Regions from separate parts of the Homo sapiens genome. Here region 2 is linked to region 1. A link is a loop called in an ENCODE intact Hi-C map of the cell type or tissue named here. Cell type or tissue: PC-3. All regions are shown on one strand. Each heading gives the region's core, and the rest is flanking DNA. Links, peaks and the distances in the headings are about the cores only.

The links. Peaks named below come from ENCODE experiments on the same cell type or tissue, not always from the same donor. Only the 100,000 strongest peaks of a DNase experiment are listed, where the experiment ranks them.
Region 2: a loop joins it to region 1, with 27 times the contacts of the local background. A loop is called at or near these places in 10 of 110 quality-filtered maps.

The regions. Positions count from the first base shown.
Region 1 is chr1:175,142,791-175,151,070 of GRCh38, reverse strand. TNN (tenascin N) reads right to left here. Exons shown (of 19, transcript NM_022093.2): 18 at 6,521-6,684; 19 at 2,996-4,140. The coding sequence ends at 4,000. Among named protein-coding and RNA genes, the nearest start is that of KIAA0040, 46 kb to the left of the region's middle. In PC-3, for the core only: a CTCF peak has its summit at 4,343 (motif pointing left); a DNase peak (open chromatin) is centred at 4,950; H3K4me3 peaks cover 995 bases; H3K27ac peaks cover 949 bases.
Region 2 is chr1:176,878,466-176,883,465 of GRCh38, reverse strand. ASTN1 (astrotactin 1) reads left to right here. Exons shown (of 23, transcript NM_004319.3): 20 at 472-607. Among named protein-coding and RNA genes, the nearest start is that of MIR488, 150 kb to the left of the region's middle. RefSeq lists a cis regulatory region at 3,404-3,421 and an enhancer at 3,341-3,485. In PC-3, for the core only: CTCF peaks have their summits at 2,071, 2,272 (motif pointing right) and 4,580 (motif pointing right); a DNase peak (open chromatin) is centred at 2,305.

The DNA of each region.
Region 1 (8,280 bases), core at 1,594-6,593:
AAAGGAAGAATCCCCACTCATCTCACCAGCCTGGCTCCCCACCAAGCTCTCCTCACCCCAGTAAGAAACCACTTTGCCCCCCTCAGACATGCCACACTCCACACTTTCTCTTCCTTGCTGCCAAGTCTCCTGTACCCGATGGGCCCCACCCCTCTTGGGCCTCTTTTTTCTCCCCCCAGAACTCATCCTTCCAGACTTAAAGCCGACATCACATCCCCGTGAAGCTCTCTCCCTTGGCACCCCTGGCAGGATGAGTCACCCTGACTCTGCCCACAGTGTTCAGTCCACCTCCCTGTGGACTCACTCTCCCCAGTTTGTTTCCATGGCTGCCTCTGCCACCACTCCAAGAGCTGCTGGAAGGCCACATTTGTGTTCTGTTTATCACTGTCTTGCTCATGTCCTGCATAAAAGGCAACACTTTGGAAACTTTACCAAGACTTCTGTCTTTGCATCTACCCTAGTGCCTGGCTTGCAGCCTGTGCCTTCTATGAGAGCTTTTGTTTGCTTTAGTTTGTTCTAAAGGGTAGAAATCGTCCCTGTAAGCTTCAAAACCTTGATGGCTCATAACCTGGTTCTAAGAAAATTGACTCTCTCTAAAAAGCAGGTCTATCCAGAAACCCATTCCACGGGCCCATATTCAGCTACCAGATTGGAAGTTGTGAGCACTGGTCACGTTAAAATGAGGTTAGGCATGGAAGTTTCAAGTTGGAATGTTTTCCTCAGTCAGACAGAGGCCCTTTGAAAATGAGTTTCTCTCAACTTCCTTCCTGGTCCCCAGTAGAACCTTTGAAGGGTCAGCTGAGGTTTTCTTCACCCGCTCCTTTGTGCACCATGGGTCCTACAGGCAAAATAATGTAAGAAATAGCTCCTGTTTCCCAAAAGTCCTCCTCTTGCCCAGTGGTGGAGAAACCCTGGGGTCAATGAACACAGGGGTGTGTGTTTTGTAATTTGCTACCATCACAGGCTCCTCCAGAGCAAAAAGACCACCGGCGGCTCCCCCACACCACAGCTACTCAGAGTGGACACCACTCCAGCAGCAGCCCTCGGCCCAGACCTACTTAACTAGAGCGTCTGGGGAAGGGACCCCGTGATCTCTGTGTTAACAAGCATGTTCAAAGTTGAGAAGCATTGCCAACAATCACCATCCTTGGCTCGAAGTCAATTTCTGGGATTTAATCCATTTTGCAAAGGAGGCACTTTTCTAAAAACCCTGGATCACTGTGATGAGCCCAAAGCTTCATAATTACGAAGCTGAGTACCCCACATGCAAACGGGGTCACGGAGCAGCAGAAGGGAATTCCAGCCAGGTGCGGCGGCTAGCACCCGTAGTCCCATCTACTTCCCGAGTCAAGGCTGGAGGATCATTTGAAGCCAGGAGTTCAAGACCAGCCTGAGCAATATAGCAAGAGCCTGCTATATATCTATAGATATAGACATAGATATAGATATAGATGATATACATATAGATACAGATATAGATATAGATGATATAGATATAGATAAAGATATAGATATAGATGTATAGTTGGGCATGGTGGCACTCGCCTGCAGTCCCAGCTACTCAGGAGGCTGAGACGGGAGGATTGCTGAGTCCAGGAATTCAAGGCTACAATGAGCTGTGGTCACACATTGCACTCGCCTTTTTTTATTCCCTATATTCTTCCTCACAACACCAGAAATTAAAAGGGAGAGATTTACACTGTTTTCCTCACACAGCCTGGGTGACAATAAGACTCCATTTCTATTAAATAAAACAATTAAAAAACTACAAAAATGTTTTTAAAAGAAGAGAATTTGAGGAGAAGACTTGGAACTGGGAAGTTGTGCAGACAGACCTTTAAGACAGATGAGACCAGCCTGGGTAAGATAGCAAGACTCCATCTCTACAAAAAAGTAAAAAATTAGCTGGGCACAGTAGCATGTGCCTGTAGTCCCAGCTACTCAGGAGGCTGAGGCGGAAGGATTGCTGGAGCCCAGGAGTTCAAGGCTGGAGTTCAAGTCTGCAGTGAGCCTTGATCATGTGAATATACAGCAGCCTGCAAGACAGAGAGAGACCCCATTCAAAAAAAAAAAAAAAGGCAGACAAAGAAATTAGCTCAGGCTCAGGCCCTGATAAAGTTAGATCAAGACTAGGAGAAATTTGGTCAATTTCTGTAAACATCTCCTCCTCAGAGAGGCTTCATAGTCCAACACCATGCAACACCTTCATCTTCTCATCCTACCTTTTCTTCCACGGCATTTCCCACTTCTTGTAACCACACATTTATTTGTTGCTTAATGTCAGCCTCCACCATGAGAATATTAGCACAAGGACAGGAATATGATGTTATGTCCTTGATTAACACCAATGCTTAGAATGGAACTTGGCACATAATAGGGCTTCATCTCTATTCGTTGAATGAGTGAATGTAAACGAATGAATGAATGACAGCACACAAGCTCCATCAATACAAGGATAGTGTCTATCTTGCTCACCTTTGTTTCCCCAGTGCCCAGCACACTGCTTGATACAAAGCAAACAACAAACTCTTGTTGAATCAATTAATAACATGCAAGCACATTTTTTCATCGTCAGCATCAACACTAAAACTGTATTTCACTGAGACCACTCATTATCAGAGCGAGCAGTTACCATGGCATTGCTCAATGTGTGTGTCTGGGGAAGGAAGGCACCAGAGGGGGATGCTGAAGACTTTAAAGGTTGACAGAAACGGTTTCAGGGGTATGGTTTGACATTCACCCAGAGGTTAAAACCTGGAGACATCTAGGCAATAGACTACACCCTCGTCCTGGAGGGGTACGGCAGCTTTTGGAGCATTCGCCTTACTTCCCATTCACTCACTTCTGCATTCTAAATACCATTATTTCCCATCATGCAAATCAGAGTCCACAGCCAACCAAATTCCATTACAATGCACGAATTGTACCTTCACTTGCATGTAGGTTAAATTTAGAATTCAAGTGCACTTACGTGGAGGAAAATAACACATGGCAATTTTTTTTTAAATCAAGTGGTTTATTATTTTTTTTCTTCAATAGGAATTTAAGTTACTTCATTGGTCACTGATTTTGCTACAGAAAACCCTCCAAAGTGATAGAAAATAAGCAAAAAGGATCTGATCTTGCTAACTGTCCGATCAAACAGTAAGACTCACGGTGCTGAGCACTCCCACAAAACCCAGGGCTCCAATAGTGCAGGGCGGGGAAAAGAGGGAGTCTGAGGCCTGGTGGGCATGAATGGGAGTTGCAGAAGAGTCTTTGGGAGGAACCAATTATCAAGACAGTCAAATTATTCAAAGTTGAAATGAGTGAGAATTTATTCACAACATATGCAGCTCTATGGACGCAATTATGCAAATGACTGAAAAGAGGGCACTTAAAAATAGCAGTAAGGCGGCAGCTTTGGTCTCCAGCATGCTGGATACAAGTCAGAACTTAGCTAAACATGAGTCCATCTTAGCCCCTTTTATCCCCTTTATTCTTCCTCATAACACCAGAAATTAAAAGGGGGAGGTTCACACTGTTTTCCTAAAAACCCAATGGGAAAGGAGGTGACAAACGTCCGGTTGTCTCAGCCCTAACCCCTGGGTCATCAGAACTCCTCCTCTGTGCTTCTTTCCAGAGAAAAGATTTGCATTAGCAGAACTTTAAATACATAGATGTAAATTTCCAGAGATTTCCAACTGGTGAAGTGCTGGGTGATTCCTTCTCTTGCCCTAATCCAGTATATATGTTGCTGAAGATAAGCTGAGAAACCTTGCCGTTCCAGTACTGTCTTTCCTACACATACTGTGCAACTACTATTTTGATTTTCAAGACCCTCATAAAGACGGGCAAAAATGCAGGTGAGAGGGAAGGAACCTCCATGGCTTGAAGCTTGGTGACATGATTTGTTCTGCGGGCTATCTGAGCACTCCCAGACCGCAGTGACCACTACCCACCCCGCCCCAAGCTGCCACAGCTGGTGGTGTCTCCTGCGAGGACTGCTCACACGGGCCATCAGAACGTTCGCAGCCTTCCTCTCAGCGTCCGCTTCTTTCTGCCCAGGACAGGCTCCCTGCTGTAGCCATGAGGGCGGATTTTCAACTCCACGTAAGGAATGGAGAATTCATGTCCTTTCCAAGGCTCCCAGTTCACCCCCTACCAAAAAAAAAAAAAAAGCCACATCAAGAAGAGGCTCTTAGGAGGAGGGCAGGGTGGGTTATGGTACAAAGGAATTAATTAATTAATTAATTACCAGTGAAACCACTCCCTCTCTGCTCAGGAGAGAGAAAGAGACGGGGTGATGAGAAGGGAGGGGAGGGCAGGATCCGGACACACGCGCCCTCTGCTGGGCAGCTGGGGTTAGACGGGCTGAGAGGACTTGGACGATTTGGAAGCTGGCGGTCTCTATGGTGGGAGCAAGGGGGTGTGAGCCCGGGAGCTGGGTGAGGCCAGAGCAGCCACAGAGACAACACAGGGGTCAACCGGGCCGGCAATGGGCAAATTATCTTTCCTTCACTCTTTTCCTTTCCAAAAAATTAAAGGCAAAAATAAACATATTAATTGGCCAGTTGTGTAAAATCATTTTCAATTTAGACTGTTTAGATATTAGCTCTGGGGTAACAAATAGCCTGCTGAAAACTAAATTTCATTTTATTTCTTTTGACTGGTGAGCGCAATAATATTTAATTCACTTAATAACCCTGCAACCTGGCCAATAAAAAGCCCAAGTGACCAATTTTATGTATTTTAATTTGTGAGGTAAATAATAAACAAGAAGCTAAATGCCTTGCAGACTGTGAAAAGCGCATTAAACAGATGAATGTCTTTTATTAGCAAATATGGGATGGTTCAGGGCATCCTGGCTGCTCGTTTCCAATATTTGATCTCCTATCCCTGGCTTCCCTGAGTCAGCCCACACGCTGCCACCATGATTCATGGGCCCACCCTCCCCAGCTTCCCTGGGGGCAAATTTCTTCTTCCCTTTGAAAAATCACATAAAGATTGGGAGTCCCGAAGACTGGTCAGGGCCAAAGTAATCAAAATGTACCTGGACTTCGGATGTGCTAATATTTACAGTAATATTGGTACAAGGTGAGTTCTGAAGAGGTGGCTTCCTGGAGGCTTAGGATCAGGGCTGCAGATGGGAAATTAGAAACCTAGGATGGGGACTCAGCGTTTGTGGAGGGGAGAGGATTAATGACGAGCAGAGACAAAGATGCAATTTTCAAGAAACTGTGAGGGAGCAGGTGGGAAGTGCCCCGCAGCTGTCAAAGAGTCAGGATGATGCACTGGGGCAGAGGAGGCTTGAGAAATAGCGGGTGGGACAGTTTCAGGGCAATGTGGGAAGAGGAGCCCTCCTGGACCCCTGGGCCCTGGGCGCACACTCCCAATGTGGAGAGACTGGTCTAGCTCAATGTTCTGGGAAGGTTTTGGGTGAAGTGGATCCAAGAGTAGGTCTGACCTAAGGCACAAAAGACTGTTTTCCTGGTGATCAAAGGACTTGAGACAGCTTTTTTTTTTTTTTTTTTTTTTTGAGACAGGGTCTTGCTCTGCCACCCAGGCTGGAGTGCAGTGGCTTGATCATGGCTCACTGCAGTCTCAACCTCCCAGGCTCAAGTGATCTTCCTGCCTCAGCTTCCCTAGAGGCAGGGACTACAAGTGCACGCCATAATGCCCAGCTAATTTTTGTATCTTTTGTAGAGACAGGGTTTCACGATGTTACCCAGGCTGGTCTCAAATTCCTGGGCACGAGCAATCAGCTCACCTCAGCCTCCCAGAGTGCTGGGATTACAGGCATGAACCACCATGCTCAGCCTAAAGAAATAGCTCTTGTTCAACTAGGAGAACAACTAGAAAGTAGGCAGTGTTTGTTATAAACTGAATGTTTGTGTCTCTTCAAAATTCATGTAGTAAAGCCCTAACCACCCCCCACCAACATGATGGTATGTAGAGGGGGCCTCTGGAAGGTAATTAGGTTTACATGAGACCATGAGGTGGAGCCCTCATGATGGGACATATGCCCCTATATGAAGAAGAGATCAGAGCTCCTTTCTGTCCGCCATGTGAGGACGCACAGCCACAAGCCAGCAAGGTCCACCACCAAGAACCAAATCTGCCAGCAGTCTGATCTTGGACTTCCCAGCCTCCAGAACTGTGAGAAATAAATGTCTGTTGTTTGAGCCACCTGGTCTGTGTTATTTTGTTACAGCAGCTAGAGCTGACAGTGTGTGAACTAGTAAAATGAGACAGCGTGCAGAGCACATCATCTGTCATTACATGGCAGTGGGCAGCCCAAGCTTTTCCCGCACCTTCCCCTAGGCAAGTGTGCAGCTCTGGGAATGCAAAACAAGCAGGGCCATGGCCATCAGGAAGGGAGGCCACGACCTCAAGGCCATGGAGCCTGGAGGAGAAGCTCTACTGCTTTGACTGGAAGCTTCAGAAGGAGAGGGGCTGCCAGACTGGCCTGGAGGGTGTCCATTTGGAAGCTGAATATGGACATACCCTGGGACAGAAAAGACATTCACCTGTCACCTACCTCACTGTGCTTGGTCTCCCCATATCTGCCATTAGGGTTGGCCAAGTGGCAGTTCTTATACCACCAGCCACCATGATGTGTCAGGGCACAGTTGCTGAGTGCGATATCATTGTCTCTGTCAAAAGTTGTAAACTTCCATCCATTGTGGTAAGTAAGAGCATCCCCTGCAGGAGAGAAGAGACGGAGGCGAGAGCCCAGGGTTAGCCACCGAGGAGATGATCAAAAGAGGACCCAGCAGGAAGATCTCTAGGCATGAAAATGCCAAAGATGCAGCCAGTCATGTCACAGGTAGTCACCGCTCTCTCAAAACAGCCCAAATGGGAACATGACACATGGGAACAAGCTGTCTTTCCTGGCCTGTACCCCAACTTCAGGCCTGTTTCTCCAACAGTTCTCATAGCATTTTCACTTGGAAGCTCCACAGTCAGATCAAATATCCAAACATAACAACTCTCCCCAAGTCCCTGACCACACCACACACAAGAGCACCACTCTCCACTCTACCCACTCTGCCTTGGGTCCACCCTTCTCCACACCACCCAGACCTGGAACCTGGAGCCATGTTTGGAAATCCCTTCATACCTCTTCTCAAGCCCTCCCTCTGCAGGTCACTCACATACACCCCTATGTCTCTGCTCCCATGACAGCCACCCTCGGCCTTCTCTCATCCTGGGTCTGTGTTAACAAAACAGCCTTCTCTCTGGCTTCTTGCCTGCCAGCCCCTCTGGAGTTTAGACGTCCATTTTCATCATCTCAGGCCTAACAGTCTACTTCATACCACGTGGAGGTGAATTCCTCTTCCATGCCTTGCAGGCCTGTAGGTTGGTTGTGCCCTATGCACAGTCTTGCATCCCACCATCTCCACCACACACCCTCCACTGTGGACCAGCCCACCTTCCAGGAGATTTCTCTCTGCCCTCATCTGTCCAAATCCCAACCATCCCTTCAAAGCCTAGCTCAAGGCCACTTCTAAAGAAGATTCTCTTTATTGGTCTTCCCATGCACCCTCCTAACACACACACACACACACACCTACACACAAACACTCCTGAACTTCCAGAGCCCTTCTGGAGACACATGTAAAATTCAGTCCTTCATTACATCCCATCTGGAAAACTGCTTTAATTATTTTGCTTATGTATCTCCTGTTTCCCTATCATATTTTTCATCCTTTTACAAGCTTTCTTTTTCTGCTCATAAAAGGCAATAAGGGCCCATATCAATCACAAGCTTCATCAAGCTCTGTTCCTGCAATAAAGATTCTTACATTTATATCTCAGCTCTAAGTTTAGCGATCTTCTTCGCATGTGCATTCTCATCTCACTCTCACAGCAACCCTGTGAAGTGAGCAGGGCAGCTCTTAGTCCCGTGGGGAAACAAATTCAAAAAGGTTAGACTCTAGGAACTTCTTAAGGTCCCACCGTCCACAAACAGCAGAGCTGGGACTCAAATCTCTGTCCTGAGATTCCAAGTCCAGGGTTCTTTCTGAGACACCAATCCACCTATGCCTTCCTTGTTTCAATGGGGGGCTTCTTGCACGCTAGCAAGAGAGAGCTATCTATCAATGGCTCTTCAAGTGGGGTTCCCAGACCAGCAGCATCCACATCCCCTGAGAACTTGTTAGAAATGCAAATGGGCCAGGCACGGTGGCTCACACCTGTAATCCCAGCACTTTGAGAGGCCGAGGCAGGCAGATCATGAGGTCAGGAGTTCAAGACCAGCCTGGCCAATATGGTGAAACGCCGTCTCTACTGAAAATA
Region 2 (5,000 bases), core at 1-5,000, 1.7 Mb before region 1:
TCCCAGCACTTTGGGAGGCCGAGCTGGGCGGATCACGAGGTCAGGATTTCGAGACCATCCTGACCAACATGGTGAAACCCCGGCATGTGCCTGTAATCTCAGCTACTTGGGAGGCTGAGGCAGGGGAATTGCTTGAACCCAGGAGGCGGAGGTTGCAGTGAGACAAGATCGCGCCACTGCACTCTAGCCTGGGTGACAGAGCTAGACTCTGTCTCAAAAAAAAAAAAAAAAAAAGAAGCTCTCAGGTGTGATGTGTATCCCTTGCCCTAGTTGTGTCTGAACTAACTCTAGACAGCTCTGAGTGGTTAAATATGAAATAGAAAAGGCCATTCCTTCTAAGTCTCCTTCTCTACTCTAGAGATTGAGGACCAAATCATTGTCATGTTAAGTTCTCATTGAGTTGACTCCATCTCCTCATTGCTTGGCCGTCATTGTTTCTCATGCTTTTTCCATTCCTTCTCCTCTGGGCAGAAACAGTGCTGAGCTTTGTGGACGACATCATCTCTGGAGCAAAGTCTCCTTGTGCAATGCCATCTCAGGTGCCGGACAAGCAGCTCACCACCATCTCTCTGATCATACGATGCCTGGAACCTGACACCATTTACATGTGAGTAACACACACCTACCTAGTGACTTCTTACCCTGACAGTCCCAAGGCTTCTTACCGGTTTCTTCTTGCTACTTGAGTTCCTTTAGAGACTCAGCAAAACATGTTGAGTCTCTGAAGTCTTATCCCAGGTGGCATTATAGAGAATGTTCTCGAGTACTTAGACACTGGAATGGGGGGATCTAGAAAGATAATACGGTCCTGTCCCTTGAGGAGTTTGCAACATAGAGGGGAAAGATATAAAAAACTAACTTTAACTTAAGGCAGAATTAAATAAATGTAGATAGAAAAGCAAAAAATGAAAAAAAAAATTGTAAAAGAGAAGAAAGAAGTGATTAATTCTAACTAGAGTGGATGTCATCTAAACTGTGTTGTGTAGAATTTCAACCAACAGTCATGTTGGAAAAGGTATACTAGGCTCAGGAAGCTGCAAAGGCAAAGGTGAAGAAGCATGAAGGTGAGTAGCAAGTAGTCTAGTAGGGCAGAGGCAGACGGTGAGTAAAAGGGAAAGGAAGAAAGTGAGACTGGAAAGATAGAATGCTATAAGTCCAAGGAGTCATTTTTGAGGAAAGGCATAGAATACCAAGAACTCTGCTTTAGAAAGCTAGCTAGCTCCAATGGCATTGAAGTAATTTAGAAATGTTAGAAATGGGCAGCACTTTTCTTCAAAGAAATGCAGCGAACTATATCATGGCCATTGGAATGACCCTATTCTTTCTGCGAACTCTTCCCCATTTCTCCCTGTGCTCTGGAAACAATTGTAAAATGTTTGTGACGCAGAGATGTAAAAGATGCCAGAAAAGGAGAGATAATGATAGAATCTAAATCATGATGGAAAAATTTGGGTGCTAAGGCAGAATTCATAGTGATGTCGTTGTAGGACTTCGTGACCCCATCAGTATGAAAAACATTTAACAGTTTGCAGAGGAGATCACGAGAATAGAGTCAAGGTTTCCAGAATAAATCATGTCTATTTCCACAGTTAAAGAGTTCAGAGATGAAAAGCACTAGAAATTTGAGTGGCATTGATTGCAAGATGAACTTCAGTGCTCAGGCTGAATGTCTTCAATATAGGAAAAAGGGATGTTGCTATGGGCTATGCATGATGAAAGTAAAGTACATAAACACAAGTGACATTCTAGAGGATTTCGACAGTATATATAGACACAGATGAGAATACTAAGACCATGTTGGTCCACTTTTTGGGTGATTCCACCAATGCCATGATTCTCGTTGGCTCTTTTGATAGGGGGCAGTTGTGGCCCTTTATTGGAGGGGAGCAGGTGAAAGGAACAAGGATTTGGGAGTGCAGACCACCTAACCTGCTGTAAGGCATCTCAAACTCAGTGAAACTTGAACTATCATTTATAGTAAAGGCTCAGTAGTCCTTCAGTTGTGACTAAATCACACTGTTACTTAGGAATTCCAAAGTTCCAATGTACAAGAAGTGGTATTAGGAGTGCAGCCATTACCCACACTGCGACCCTCCTCATGTTGGCCTGATTGGCTGCGTTTCTGATCAGAGACCGAGGCCAATACCGTCTCTCACTCCAGCTGTCTTTGCTGATCTCCCATTATGTCCCTCCTACATCTTATAAAATGCGAACTGTGAATGCTGTTTATTGAGAAGTTGGAGCCAATGCAGGGGGCTAAGGAAGAAACAGCAAATCTCCACCAGGTGGCGCTGCAGATCACAAGAAGAGGGCCGTGTGGGAGGCCAGGAGTGACATTCCTCTCCCGGAAGGATCCAGGAGAGCTGCGCTTCAGCCCTTGGGATAGGGACAGAGCCCTAGATTAAGAGTTAAGAATACATGGGCTGCAAGCCTGGTTTTTTGTTCCTAACCACTAAATGGCTGTAAGCAAGACACTGAAACTTTCTCCAACTAAGTTTTCTTTCTATAAACTGGGAGGAGGGCGGCCTTCATTAATGGAGTGCTGACTCTGAGAATCCCCTCTGACTCTGTGAGATTAGGGGTATTGTTTCCATTTTTTAATTGAGGAAACAGGTGCAAGAAAACGGAGTAACCGCCCCAGAATCACACAGCTAGTTGCTTCGGGTATGCAAGCCTTGCATCTTAACTCCCTGCTGCTCTAGGTTACTGTGAGAATCTCAGAGCATGACCTCATTACCTCATATTAAAGCAGAGCGCTGGCTCTGCACCTGGGATCCACAGAGGTGGAACAGCATTTCTGCTTAGCTGGCTTCCTTTGTCACTTTTTATATTTTATTTAATGCTTTTTAAAACATTATTCTGAGAAGGATCCATGGCCCAAAAACAGCGAAGAACTCCTACTTGAAAGAGACCTTAAAGTATGTCTGGTCCAGCATTCTTCATTTTACAGATGAAGAAACTGAGGCCAGGGTAGGGAGGTGACTCACAGGCCTTTCAACCTACTGCCCCATCATCACAATGCATGCTCACAGGAGAGCTGCTCTCTTTCCGGACGTGTGACAGCAGACAGATAATTCAGAAAAAAGGGAGGCAGATCAGAGGGATGGGCAGAAACCACCATGACTGGAGAAGGAAAGTGGGAAAGTATCAGACAAGAGAGCCAGTCCTTAGCAGGGGGCTTACGAGTCCTCCACTCACATCAAGTTTCAGGCCTTTAAGACCCACCTTTGGAAGCAGAGCTGTTCTGTGTCGGTGCGCACTCACACAGGCCTCCGTTGGGGTCATCACCAAGTCTCTAGCTGTGGGCTGAACAATCCCAGCCAGGCAGCAGTGGAAGAAGCCCAGGAGTTTTGGACAAAGCAGTAAATATACTAACACATGAGCCTTCCCACTGGGAGCAGGGCTTATCTCTTCTGCCCAGTAATCCCATCTAACCCTCTGAGGGTGCTGAGTGTTCAGTGGTAGAAACGATAACGCTAACGGTAAGCCGAGGCCTTTCTGAGATGACCGCACATGGCATTTCCACATGAAATGTGTAAAGTGCTCCCCCGGCCATGATGATGAAATAAACTGACTGCTCTTTCAGTGGGCCCTCCAAAACTGAGGGATTTGGGACTACTGAGGAATGGCCCTTAGGTCAAGCCTGGACCCTCCTCAGAAGGTTAAGTGAAGTATCTCCTTTTCTAATACCTGCTTCATGTTAAAAATAAAATACACTACTAAAAGTGGAAAGAGCTGGAGAACTTAAATTTTGCACTGATTGCCCCATTGGGGTAATGTGAGAATTAATGTGAGGACAGGTATTTTCATCCTAGGTCAGCATCCAATACAGTTTAGCTGGAACTTACAGCAAGGCAGGCCACAGGGCAGAGCTTGGGCCAGCTTGGGGGCGGGGGGAGAGGTGGGGATTGACTGAGAGAGAAGGGGTCCATCTGACAACGAAGTAGGATGTTTCTCATTATAGTCCAAGGACACTTAGAAATTAAGGGTCCAGGGTTAAGGAATGGTGGGCTACAAAAGGTGGCTGGAATGCAGCCATAGACGGTCTAGGGCAGGTGACATTTTAACATATTGCAGGCAGCATCATGTGGCCCAGAGCTGCACATAGCCAGACTGCAGCCCTGACCTGAGTTCCAACACCATGCTCAGGGCTCTGGTAGTCAGGCAGGAACAGGCAGAGCAGGGCCAGAATGACAGGGGATGGGGCACTGGGCAGGCAGGACCTCAGCAATGGAAACCAGAACAGGGGCCTAGACTTACGGACTCAGACACACAGTCAGGGGTGCAGGCCCTGTAGGAAGAGGGAGAGCGAACTGCGAGGACCAGAGGACCGGGTCAGGCCCATGCCCCAGCCCTGTGACCATGCTGGCCTGAGAGCATCAGCCTGGGAGAGAACAGGACTTCCTATCTCCTGACACTGATGAGAACTGATAGCCAGAACTGGGCTTAGGGCACAGTCTGCAACAAGGATAAAGCCACTCCACCTCTGGGCAGAGGACGGACTTCCTACGCACAAGAGCCCTGGTGTCAGGACCTCTGTGGGAGAAGGGGGCTCACTCGGGCCCCTAGAGGGCAGTGCTACCGAGGTTTGTATGACATTGTTAATCCTGGGGCTTTCTCACTTGCTACTTTATGGAGGAAACACGGGTATGAGGGGGAACTTCGCCTTGTGGGAGTCCCAGACTACTAGGTACAAGTCTGAAATCTGCAGAGTGGTACCTTTGGGCGCCTTCTTGAAAGGGAAGGTCAAGATGGTCTAGAGCAGGTGGGCAGAGGAGGGAGTTGGTGCTGACCTGGGACTGGATTGTGGGATTGAACCAGGAACAGAGCTAGTTCTACACGGGGCTGGTCAGATACACCAGCTGCTGGGTTTGGTGGCCACATTCACAATTCTAGAAACAGTACCAGAAGCTGATGAAACATCAGCATATGGCATGTGGGGCCAAATGATGCAAAATTTCATGACTGCCACTGCTAGGGGTCCAGCCAGCCTAGCATTG